2 separate regions of the Homo sapiens genome follow, and region 2 is linked to region 1. Evidence: chromatin contacts called from ENCODE Hi-C data. All regions are on one chromosome and are shown on one strand. Each heading gives the region's core, a stretch centred on a gene start or an enhancer-like site at or near the end of the contact. The rest is flanking DNA. Distances are from core to core; before and after follow the strand shown. Region 1 overlaps COL25A1 (collagen type XXV alpha 1 chain). Region 2 holds the start of CASP6 (caspase 6).

What was found. A loop is a pair of places that touch in the nucleus more often than their neighbours do. Pooled maps may share reads with other maps.
Region 2: a map with no recorded cell type shows a loop between it and region 1 (14-fold over the local background). The contact joins the promoter of CASP6 here to the enhancer-like site in region 1. A Hi-C loop is called at or near these places in 1 of 37 single-sample maps with no recorded cell type and 1 of 50 pooled maps.

Annotation. Positions count from the first base shown.
Region 1 is chr4:108,847,033-108,853,181 of GRCh38, reverse strand. It overlaps COL25A1 (collagen type XXV alpha 1 chain), which reads left to right. Exons shown (of 38, transcript NM_198721.4): 25 at 257-280; 26 at 902-946; 27 at 4,379-4,423. Among named protein-coding and RNA genes, the nearest start is that of ETNPPL, 87 kb to the right of the region's middle. Within about 2 kb of position 3,366, at least 4 of the 41 ENCODE cell types and tissues checked have a DNase peak (open chromatin) inside an H3K27ac peak, as active enhancers do.
Region 2 is chr4:109,699,734-109,705,882 of GRCh38, reverse strand. CASP6 (caspase 6) reads left to right here and starts at 2,438. Exons shown (of 7, transcript NM_001226.4): 1 at 2,438-2,527. The coding sequence starts at 2,488. RefSeq lists enhancers at 2,017-2,066, 2,957-3,016, 3,777-3,836 and silencers at 2,227-2,516, 2,667-2,776.

The DNA of each region.
Region 1 (6,149 bases), core at 2,117-4,616:
GTGAATTAAAATTTTGACATTTCTTTTTCTTCAGCCATAGATTTTTTAAATAGGATTCTAAAAATAATTTTTAAAAAATCTCTACAACTATACTGTATTGAAGATAGGGTAATATGTTCTCAGTATCTTGTCAAATCCTTTTAAGATATCAGACTAGCCAAACATATTCAAAAAGTTGATTATTTCACAAATGTATTACTGTACTTTGGCACACAAAATAGATAACTCTGTCTTTGTCAACACATTTTCCCAACAGAGGATTACCACCTTAACTGTCACGGTAACTCCTATTGCATGCTTTCTGTGGTTTGTGGTTTTGTATTTGGTGTTGATGCATGCCAGCCAAAATGGTACTAATGTAGCTATTGTTTTTATCTGATACTTAATTTTATGTTTTCTTGTATTAATAATCTTTTACATTTGCTCCAGTTGAATCACTTTGTCTGCTTAGTGAAAAGGTCAAGAAAAAAGTGATTGCTAATTTTCTTAAAAGTCTCTGGCCTTATCTGAACAATATAGCTTTATTCTTTAGGGTTTGGGAAATCAACGCCTTTGGGGTGGAGGGGTAAGGAGTGTATGTAGAAACAAAGCTAATATTCGTATGCTAATTCATCCCAATACGATGAGTGTGGAGCATGGCAGCAATTTTACATTGCCTTACCGAATCTACCCAGAAGCACCTTCCACATTATTTTGACCTCAAATGTGTTAATATTTTAGCATATAAATAGGTGTTTTTTTCTAATTATGTAACTAGTAAAATTTTTCCTCATTGCAAATTTATATTTGGGGAGATCTGATTACGATAGAAATAAGGAAGGTGTATAGTGTGCCTATTTAAGGTATGAATTTTAATACATATAATTACTACTTTTAAAAACTGTGCTTTTTCTTGATTTAGGGTCCCCCTGGACCTCCTGGACCTCAAGGACTACAAGGGCCAAAGGTTATTCTTTATTTACTTGTTTCCATTTATCACATACAGTGCAGGGAATACCGTATTAAGTATATGCATCTTTGAAAATCAGTCTTACAAAATGCTGAAGAAGCTGAGATCAACAGTATTGTTTTAGAGAGCGAAGAAAAGAAATTGAGGTCTGGACTGAAGGAAGATAGAAAATTAGAAAAGAAGAAGGGAAAATAGGAAAAGAAGAGAGAGAAATTTAATTTAGGGAAGACATTGAAAAAAGATATTAAACAAGGGAAAAACAAGTTCCACAGAAATTATAAATGTAAAAAACACTAAATGTGGTGTATGAAAACAAAAGAAAATGTTTGATTAAAGGAGGATTAGAGAAAATTTAACTTGACACCAAGAAAGATCCTTGCTTCTAATGCTTTTATAGTAAAAAGAGTAAGAAAAGTTTTAGTATGGTGCATTCACAAATCAAAATTTTAGGAATCATTTTTCATAATGCATTCTTTATTATATACTTTCAGACATTTTGCCATTTAAATCTTATCTAATGAAACATACCAACTAAAAATAGTAGAAGGCTAGAATTGCTTTATATCTAAACTTTGTTGATGGCTTTATCCCTCCAAACTGAAGCTTAGTCATTCAACCATGTTTGATCAATTAACACATGGCCAGTGATTCTGGCTTTTCAGAACTGAGCTACATGTGTTGAAATATGACTTTCGTCATTGGATTCTTGTAGGAGATTCAAGTTATTTCAGAATTCATCTTTTGTTAATGCTTCTTAAGGCAGTTTATTTGCTAAGTCTGTCATAACACACACTCACACGTATCAGCTTTCATACTCTCTCAAGATACTTAAAAACAGAAATCTAGTATATAGAAACTTTATTTTTCTATCATATAAAGGAATATAAATTACAATATTACTGAGCTCCTTGCCTATATATTTAGAACATAGATCCTAATTTCAAATAGATTTCTTGTATAACATTAATATAAGGTGTGGGATTTTTAACTTTCTATTTCTCCAGCACATTCTGGTCCCTAAGAGACATAACACAAAAAAACTATATATAATCTTTATTCTTGGTGAGCAACACTGCCTGGATCCCCATTCAATAATATCTTGGTGAGCTGGACTAGATATCCTAGAAGGAAATCTGCAATTTCTTTTTTTCCTTTGTGTAGAACCAACCAAGTGTCTAAGTTCATTATTTCACCTCCTCGCTTGACTAAGACTCCAGAACCAAAATTGTCCCCAAAGCTAAATACATATCTCATTTCCCACAAACCTCAAAAGTTTCCAGGACTTTTCTCTTCTCTACAGTCCAAAGGCCTAGAGAAGCCCCAAAGGCACCCATTCTTTGACCCAAAGAGGCAAAAAGGACCTCCTAGGTAAAAAATCTGTATCACTAAAACCTATATTCCCCTGGTTTTATAATCCAATTGCTATTCGTGTATTAATTCAGTTATTCAGTAAGTAATTTTTGAGCCTCTACTCTATGGTAAGGACTAATATCTAGTAAGGATACTAGAAAGAAATTCCAATAAAGGGCTTATGGCCTAGGGAGGGAGATAGGCAAGTAAAGGTACAATTATTAATAGAGTAAGTGCATAGAAGGTCCCTCTAAGTCTTAAGAGCCAAGGGTGGCTTTGAGTTGAAACTGAAAGACAGGAAGAAGTTGCCCAGATGAATATCTAGACAAGCAATATGGAGGAGGGTTGAGTCATTCTCGCTTACCTCCTACCCTTGCCATCCTTCCCAGTATGCTATCATCCCTACCCCACCCACCCCACAATGGTCTTATAATTGAGATCTTGTGTTAGCTGATGTAGTCCTTTATGTTTTTCATGGTCTGTCCTTGAGAAGGTTGGGATAATTGGGGTGGAATGTAGCTATGACCAAGAGACAGCAAAATGTAGCCTGAGTCAAGTACAGAACCCCTTCTGATCTTGGAATTCAGACTGAATGGGAACTTACTCAATTAGCATTTCTCCTTCATTTATCACACAAGAATTGTTTGATTCCCTACACATCAAATAACTCTTACAAACCCCATTTGAGGGGTGAAGGATAAATGAATAACTCATGAATTATGTTTTCCTTTTAAACACTTGTGAATCATATTTTAAAGGGAAAAGCCTAGCAAAGCCATCATTATTGGACCCACAGTGCTGACAAGTATTCAGACTCTGAATGAAACTAGGGCTTAGCCAGGTGCATCCAACCTCAGCAGACTTGTTTGTGGCAAAATAAAATTTGCTGCTACCACAAAGAGCAGGAAACCTGAAATAAGAAAAGGCCCTTCCCCCGCCGCTTTTCTTGCTTCATTTGTTTATAACCACAAGATCATGCCTTCCTTAAACACTGGAAAGCTCAAATTTCATGCTGTACCTCATAGCTCTTAAAGTTTTTACCAGGGAAAGGAGCTCTAACCATTTCAATATTGTGGTTTATAGTATCACCAAACAGGCCTTTCTAGAAAATACAGCCTCAGGTCAGCTCCGTTGGAAATCTGTCTGTGAGGCAGGCCTCTCACACTCAGAAGAGCTGTTTTTACAAAGTTTCCACAGTGTGGGATTCAGGGATATTTGTAATGGGATCCACATAAATGACTCATTGATACAAAATAATGCTTACTTTTCAAGGAATTTATTTAGTCACCTTTCAAAACTGAGAAGTGACTAAACATTTGCTGTTCGATTAACTTTCTGGCGTATTGTATAAATTTGCTTTTAATGAACATCTTCAGTTTAAAAAAGCAAACAAAAATCTCTATATTTTGAGTTTGTCAAAAATCCTTATAAATCATAACATGAATAGTAAATTTTAGTTCATTCATAGCACAGTATAAGAAATTGAATTGATCTAAAAGTTATTTCATATGCATTAAGATATCTGATTTATGATATCCTTCAGTGAGGCTTTTCTGGAAATTGCACACTCACAATCATGAATTTGTAACTAACTGTTTGAACTGTGCCAATTAAAATATTGTTGAAAATTCATGGGGCTTTGCATTTTACTTTTTTAGGTTAACTGTTATGTTTTCCTTTTTACTGAAATTGGAAAGTGAGAGAAATCATACAGAGGTTGTATGGAGAAAAAAATTAACTAACTGAGGCAGATAGGTTGTTGCTATAGGATATGGTCAGCTATCAAATTGTGTCTATCAGTTTTCCTTGACCACTCTTTTTTAGCCTGCATCTCACATGGAGAAAAAATAAAAACACTAAAAGCATTGGATCTTAGCTACATATAAATACTATACATAATCTTGAAGAAAGATTATTACTTCCCTTAGTTTAGATATGTGCTATAATAGAATATTCTCGGGTTATGATGCATTTGCTGAAAGTCAAATTGTGGTGTTAACAAACTAGCATCGTTTTTTTATGTAGTGCAGTATGTTACCAATGAGAATGGAGGCAAGTCATCTATTTTTATCTTAATAGGGAGAGCAGGGATCTCCAGGAATCCCAGGAATGGATGGAGAGCAGGTAATTTTCAAAGATGTATACTATTATTTAAAGCATCATTCTTGATTACTACTTTTATTGTAGGTTTGAAGCCAAAATGTCATGAGCATTGATATTTGATACCCTCTTTCTTTTAACCATTTGTTCTAGAGACTTCATTGACTCTAAAAAGCAGACATTAGTTTTCTTCGCAAAAACATCTAAGCCATATGATACTTCAGTTTTGTTCTTAATACTTTATATCAACCTACCAGTGACTCCCCTGCAAATTTTTAATAGACTTGTAAAATCATTACCAAGTTAGTAAAACTAGCCTAATTTTTGTCAGTGAATACAAATATGTCAAGATTAAAATCAGTGACCATAGTTTCCACAAAACTAAATCTTGCCTATATGCCTTTTTTAGACAATGTTTTCTTTTCCCAAATAAAGATGACACCTAATCCCTAGATCCTTAGAAAATACAGAAACAAGCAGGGAACTTGTAGCTTGACAGAGTATGGTAGTGTATCTCTGAGGGTTCCCTCTAAAACAGAAGTCGGCAAGCTTTGTTAATAAAGGTCCAGATAGTAAATGCTTTAGGCTTTACAGGCCACATACAATCTGTGTTGAAGTTTCCTTTTTATTTATTTATTTTTGGTTAACACCTCAACAATTTTTTTTTAAATTCACTCTGTACAAAAACAATCCCTGGGATGAATTTGGCCTGTGAGCCATGGTTTGGCGACCCCTGCTCTAAAAGAATCTGAGTTGGAGAACGTGGACAGTATTCAGAATTTGGAATGGAATCAAAAGGGTTAATTTCAAGATCTTTAGTGTTTTCTTGATTTCCATTATTTACCCAAGAAATGGCTAAAATCAGGAAAATCATAAGAAATCAAAAGGATTCTTAATACAGTTAGTGCACATATACTCCTCAGAAGAAAGTATTAGATAGGAAAATTAGGTTTAGGATTATTTTTACTATCAGAGTTATATGCTGAAATAATAATAATGCCATATTAAATGAACATGTGGTAAACAGAAACATAGATACCTTAGATGATTTGCTATATCATAGATCACTTAGAATTTTAAAGTCTGTCTATGTTACTTCTCTGACCATTGGTCATTATAAGCAATTAATTTGACATGCATAATGATATACATTATGGCTCCTACAGATATAGTAGCTAGCTTTTTTTTTTCTTCTGTAGGCTTTGCAAGGTCTTCTTCTATCACTAAGTACATTGGGTTGCCGTCCTGCTGCCATCACTAGATCCCTAAAAATAATCCAGGTCTTATTAATCAGTAAGATCCATCTATTCATTCAGGCACCTACTTACCCATTGGGTAATTCTGAATGCTATTAAATAGGAACAGTTAACAAGAAAAGTTCCTTTCCATAAATAATTTTTCTCCATCGGTTTTAATAAAAAAAAGATAAACAGGTTTGTGCAGCCTAGAAGCCCCTTACCATAATAACTATGATCATCTCTACTGAAGAATGAGCCATTAGTATATTGAAGTGAGTTTCCTAGGATGAAAATGCTTAAAAATATAAATTAATGTCAATATTAATATTATAAAATTCAGGCCAGGCATGGTGGCTCACGCCTGTAATCCCAGCACTTTGGGAGGCCAAGGTGAGCAGATCACCTGAGGTCAGGAGTTTGAGACCAGCCGGGCCAACATGGTGAAACCTCGTCTCTACTAAAAATACAAAAATTACCTGGGCATGGTGGCGCATGCTTGTAGCCCCAGCTAC
Region 2 (6,149 bases), core at 1,189-3,688, 850 kb before region 1:
TTAGTGTCCTGAGTTGCTGGGAATACAGGCATGTGCCACCACTCTTGGCTAATTAAAAAAAAAAAAAAATTGTAGAGACAGGGTCTTGCATTGTTGCCTAGGCTGGTCTCAAAACTCCTGGCCTCAAGCAATCCACCTTGGCCTCCCAAAGTGCTGGGTTTACAGGCATGAGCCACTGTGGCTGATACATGTACTTTTAATTTTTCGTTTTTCTTTTTTTCCCCCTCTAGTCTCTAGTTACATACCGTAAGTGGATATTTTGACCTCCCATGAATCACAAATGTTCTTAATGGCATCTCGAATGATGAATCCTTTCCAGAAGATTTTCAATTTACTTTGCTCAGAACTATCAGAGGAATCATGATGACAGCTATAGCCTTATGAAATGTATTTTGTAAATAAGACTTGAAAGTCAAAATTTCTCCTTGATCCCTGGGCTTCAGAATGGATGTTGTGTTAGCAAGCACGATAACAGCATCAGTCTCTGTACATCTCTATCAGAACTCTTGGATGACCAGGTGTATTGTCAATGAGGAGTAATATTTTGAAAGGAACCTTTCTTCTGAGCACTAGAGCTCAACAGTGGGCTTTAAATATTCTCTAAGCCATGCTGTAAATAGATGTGCTGTCACTAACTAGCCTTTGTTGGTCCATTTATAGATCATATTTAGCATAATTCTTAAGGGCACTAGGATTTTCAGAATGGTAAAGGAATGTTGGCTTTAAAGTCATCAGTTGTATTAGCCCCTAACAAGAGCATCAGCCTGTTCTTTGAAGCTTTGAAGACAGGCATTGACTTCTCTCTAGCTATGAAAGTCTTAGATGGAATCTTCTTCCAATAGAAGGCCGTTTCATATACATTTAAGATCTGTTGTTTTGGCTGGGCACGGTGGCTCACACCTGTAATCCCAGCACTTTGGGAGACCGAGGCGGGCAGATTGCTCAAGGTCAGGAGTTCAAGACCAGCCTGGCCAAACATGGTGAAACTCTGTCTCTACTAAAAATACAAAATTAACCTGGACATGGTGGCACATCCTGTAATCCCAGTTACTTGGGAGGCTGAGGCAGAAGAATCGTTTGAACCCAGGAGGCAGAGGTTGCAAAAGATCGCACCACTGTACTCCAGCCTTGGTGACAAAGCAAGACTGTCTCAAAAACAAAAGATTGTTGTTTAGTGTAGCTGCCTTTATCAATGATTTTAGCTAGATCTGGATAACCTGATGCAGCTTCTACGTTAGCACCTGCTGCTTCACCTTGCACTTTTATGTCATGAAGATAGTTTCTTTCCTTAAACCTCAGGAACCATCCTCTCTGCTAGCTTCCAGCTTTTCTTTTGCAATTCCCTCACCTCTCTCAGCCTCCATAGAATTGAAGAGTTAGGGCCTTGCTCTGGATTAGGCTTTGGCTTAAGGGAATGTTGTGGCTGTTTTTATCTTCTATCCAGACCAACTAGAACTTTCTCCATATCAGCAATAAGGCTGTTTAGCTTTATTGTCTTTTGTGTGTTTACTGGAGTAGCATTTTTAATTTCCTTCAAAATTTTTTCCTTTGCATTCATGACTTGGCTTTTCTCCTTTGCACTCACAACTTGGCTAACTGGAGCAAGAAGCCTAGCTTTCTGCCTACCAACATTACTTCCTCACTAACTTAATCATGTTTGCTTTTGATTTAAAGTGACAGGCTCTTCCTTTCATTTGGACACTTAGAGGCCTTTGTAGGATTATTAGTTGGCCTAATTTCAAAATTGTGTTTCCAGGAATAGGGAGGCCCCAGGAGGGGGAGAGAGAAGGGAAAGTTCGGTGGAACAGTCCAAACACATACAGGGCTTATGGATTAATTTCCCCTTCCTTTATGAGCGCGGTTCATGGTGCCCCAAAACAATTGCAATAATATTAAAGATTACTGATCACAGATCACAACAGCAGACATAATAACAATGAAAAATTTTGAAATATTGCGAGAGTACCAAAATGTGACACAGAGACACAAAGCGAGCCAATGTTGAAATACAGGCAGTATCTGCTAAGCGGTATAAAACAATCTATGCCTGTACCTCTAGAAAGTACAGGCATAGCAAAGTAAGGAATAGCAAATGTTTGGGGCAGCTGGGATTAAATGAGTCCGAGCTCACACAAGTGATGTGAAATTGCCTCGGGCTAGGCGGTCTGTGTGTCCCCCCGGGTGGCAACTGGCATGTCCCCAGGGCACGGTTAGTCCCAGCGGGCCTGGAGGCGAAGACCGCGTACCTCTCCCTGCCCCCGCGCTCTTGGTCCCCGCGGGCTCCGGAGCGACTGGGAGGAGCTTTAACTCTGGGAAGGACCAGCCCGATCCACGGGAGCCCGGGCGGCGCGCAATCAGAACCAACTGGCCCCACGCTCGGGGGCAGGGGGCGGGGCCGCCGAGGAAGGGCCGAGGGCGGGGCCGGGCCCGGGAGCCTGTGGCTTCAGGAAGAGGAGGGCAAGGTGTCTGGCTGCGCGTTTGGCTGCAATGAGCTCGGCCTCGGGGCTCCGCAGGGGGCACCCGGCAGGTAGGCAGGGGGCGTCGACTGGGCACCGAGCAGGTCTGCGTCTTGCTCCGGCTGGAGGGGAAACGAGGGTTAGTGGACCGGGCGCGCGGACCGGAGTGGGGCCGCGGGTTCCTTCGGCTTTGCAGGGCGGCCTGGAGAAGTTGCACTCTTGGATTGAAGCGCTCAGGGCGGGTGGGGACGGTTTCGCGCTTCAGTCTAAGAAACACTCGGGGACCTGGCTGCCGCCTCCTGGCGGTCCCGAGTAGCGACGCCGGCGCCGGGGCGTGCCCCTGCCGCCTTTGTCCTCCGGGGCGATGAGCGCTTTCGGGGCGCCCCGGCTGTTTAAACCTTAAAAGGCTGTCCCCACGCGGGCCTGGCGTTCCCCCACACCTGGCCGTTTGAAATGTTGGGGGTTGGATCTTTTGTTTGCTCACTTCGAAAAGTGAAAAGGAGGGGTTGTTCCGCCGAGTCATAATGAAAACATAACAGGCCCGCGGGGTGCCCGGGCCAAGACCCTGGGTCCTCCCGGGCTTCAGCTGGAGGCGGCCAGTTCCTGGCGGCCAGCACACCCCGGTATCTCTCTTCTTCATCCAGGAAACCTGCTGCTGTCTGTCGGTTTGAGCCAAAACCACAATAACTTTTTTCTGCAAAGTAATCAACTGCTAAGAGCGTACGTTCTGTCACTTATTACTGGTAAAGTTTAGAAACTTCAAGCCTGGCCAGAGTGAAACAAACAAAAAGGTCGAAACGCCTGCAGTTGGCCGGCCGTGGTGGCTCACGCCTTGTAATCCCAACACTTTGGGAGGCCGAGGCGGGCGGATCACCAGAGGTCGGGAGTTCTCGACCAGCCTAACTAACACGGTGAAACCCCGTCTCTACTAAAAATACAAAAAAATTAGCCAGGCCTGGGCGCAAGCTACTGGGGAGGCTGAGACAAGAGAATCGTTTGAACCCTGGAGGTGGAGGTTGCAGTGAGCCGAGATCGCCCCACTGCACTCCAACCTCGGCGACAGAGTGAGACTTCGAATCAAGAAGAAAAAAAAAAAAAAAGAACGAAACGCCTGCAGTTGGTTAGAGTGCCTTTGTTTAAGAACTCTTTATATTTTGCTGCACAAAGGAAATGGTGCTCCAGAGGCAAGCTGTAAAAGTCACATGGTCGTAGAGGAGGTAGATAGGTAGCCTTGTCCTGGAGGCACAGTGCAGGGTCCAGTTGCAGTCTCTAGGGGCGGGAAGCCGGGGCTTTCCTTCACTCACCTGCTCCCTTCCTCTTCTTCCTCCACCGCACTCCCCAGTGCATGTTCTAGGCCTGATGGAGGTTACTCTACATAGGGTTACTAAATACATTGTTGATGGAGCCGATGGGTAGATTTTCATAGAGAGTGCAGTGAATGAAGACGATGACAGTAGAATGACCGAAGTCGTTTGGGAAGTTGAACAAAGTTTAGAAAGGTAGCCGGTCTCGGGTGGGAGGGGCTGCGTGGGGATGGGCCTACAGAGACTTTGGAATCTGTAGGTGGGCTGGCTTTCAATCCCAGCTTCACTTTGCCGACCTTGGCACGCCTGGCCCACTTTCTCTGTCCCTGTTCCTGAGCTGTGGAGCTGTGAGATAAGGTATCTAAGGCATCAGGCCATCAACAAATGGTAGCTGGCAGGATTATCTGGAGGGACTATCAAATTAGAGTGAGGTGAAAAAAGGAATGATTAGTTTTGTAAAACCTAAGCTGATTTAAGGAATAAGGAGGTGGCAGTTACATTATCCTGCAAAGGAAGAGAAGTGAAAAGAGGGCCAGACACAGTGGTGGGCGCCTCTAGTCCCAGCTACTGGGGAGACTGAGGCAGGAGAATCGCTTGAAACCTGGAGGTGGACTTGCAGTGAGCCAAGATTGCGCCACTGCACTGCAGCCTGGGCGACAGAGGGAGGCTCTGTCTCAAAAAAAAAAAGTGAAAAGAGGTCAAGAATCAGGTTTAAAGAAGGGCACATTTTTGATAAGTAGATTGCAGATGAAAAGGAATTTCTATATCTGTTATACAGGGTAGCTCCTTCATTAAAATTTATTTTCTCCATATCAATAAAGCTATTTCTTACTTTATCCAGGTTTTTAAATATTAACGCAGGCCGGGCGTGGTGGCTCATGCTTGTAATCCCAGCACTTCCAGGAGGCTGAGGCAGGTGGATCACTTGAGGCCAGGAGTTCAAGACCAGCCAGGACAACATAGCAAAACCCTGTCTCTACTGAAAATACAAAAAAAAAGTAGCTGGGTGTGGTGGCGCATGCCTGTAATCCCAGCTACTCAGGAGGCTGAGGCGGGAGAATCGCTTGAACCCGGAGGCGGAGGTTGTGGTGAGCCGAGACCACGCCACTGCACTCCAGCCTAGGCAACAGAGCAAGACTCCATCCCAAAAAGATAGTAATAAAAAATAAATATTAATGCGGCATAATGATACTTAAGTGCCCCCTTCTGGAAAGCTTGTCTTCTTGGGATACACAGCTCAAGGTGGTCATGATGTGTTATTTTCTCTCAATCTGTGGGTAAAGTTTATCAACTCCAGAAAAGTATTGGAACTTAGGTCCTGGCATCTGTCTCCATAGCTTTTTGTTCTGATTCAGTGTTTGCTAGAGTGGCCACTGGACCTGGTCATTAACTGGTACTGCAGGATGCAGGGTGCACTTTGTGAGAGTGAAGGTAAGTTACAGCTGGCCAGCATCAGAATTGGGATGTCCAGAGCCTAGGTTTTTTTCTACATCCGTAGCATTAACAAACAACAACAACAACAAAAAACTTAAAAAAAAAATCCCTCACTGAGGTTGCCAAATCTGTTAACTTTGAAACTGAATGTATTAAGAGATGGGGTCTAGCTCTGTTACCCAGGCTGGAGTATGGTGACTATTCACAGGGGCAGTCATAGCACACTATGTCCTAGAACTCTTGGGCTCAAGAGATCCTCCTGCCTTGGCCTTCCAGGTAACCGGGACTATAGGCTTGCCACTATGCCCGGCCAGAACGTCATTTTAAACAGATTTTCTTGAGCAGCTACTTAATACTAGTTAGCCATTCCTAAACCTGTAGGTCTTGACTAATGTGAGGGCATATTTGAGACAACCCAAACTCACATCTTAAGTTATTAATTTTAATGTGTCAGCTAACAACTGGGAAGCTACTTCTTTGGCAATATGAGAAACAAGAGTTTTAAAGACCCAAGCAAGAATACATCTCCAGTGTTTTCACCCTGAGGGATATGAGTTAGTTTGCTGAGCAGCCATTTGGCACAGCTTCCATGAGTTAGGTTGTGAGCCGCCTTCGGCTCAGCAGTCAGTATGGAGCAGAAGCCACAGGAGGTGAGCCGCTGGCCTGCTGCCACCGAGGAGGACACTGAGACATGAGTGCTTTCCAAGTTGTGCAGAATTTTGGCATGTGAGGAGGATGGTTGTGACATATGGATTTAATTTTCTTGAAGTTATTGTTTCTTTATACTCTAATTGGTTAAAAGATAAGCAGGTGAGGTTATCAAAAGGCAGTAGATTCCGACAGCTTTTGAAAATGGGAAGAGTGAAATCCCTGTGCTGTCTTCATAGAGCAGTGTGTGGAGTAGGAAGTACCTCGTTACTGTGCTCACCTAGGGCAAAGGTCGGATTAAACAGCT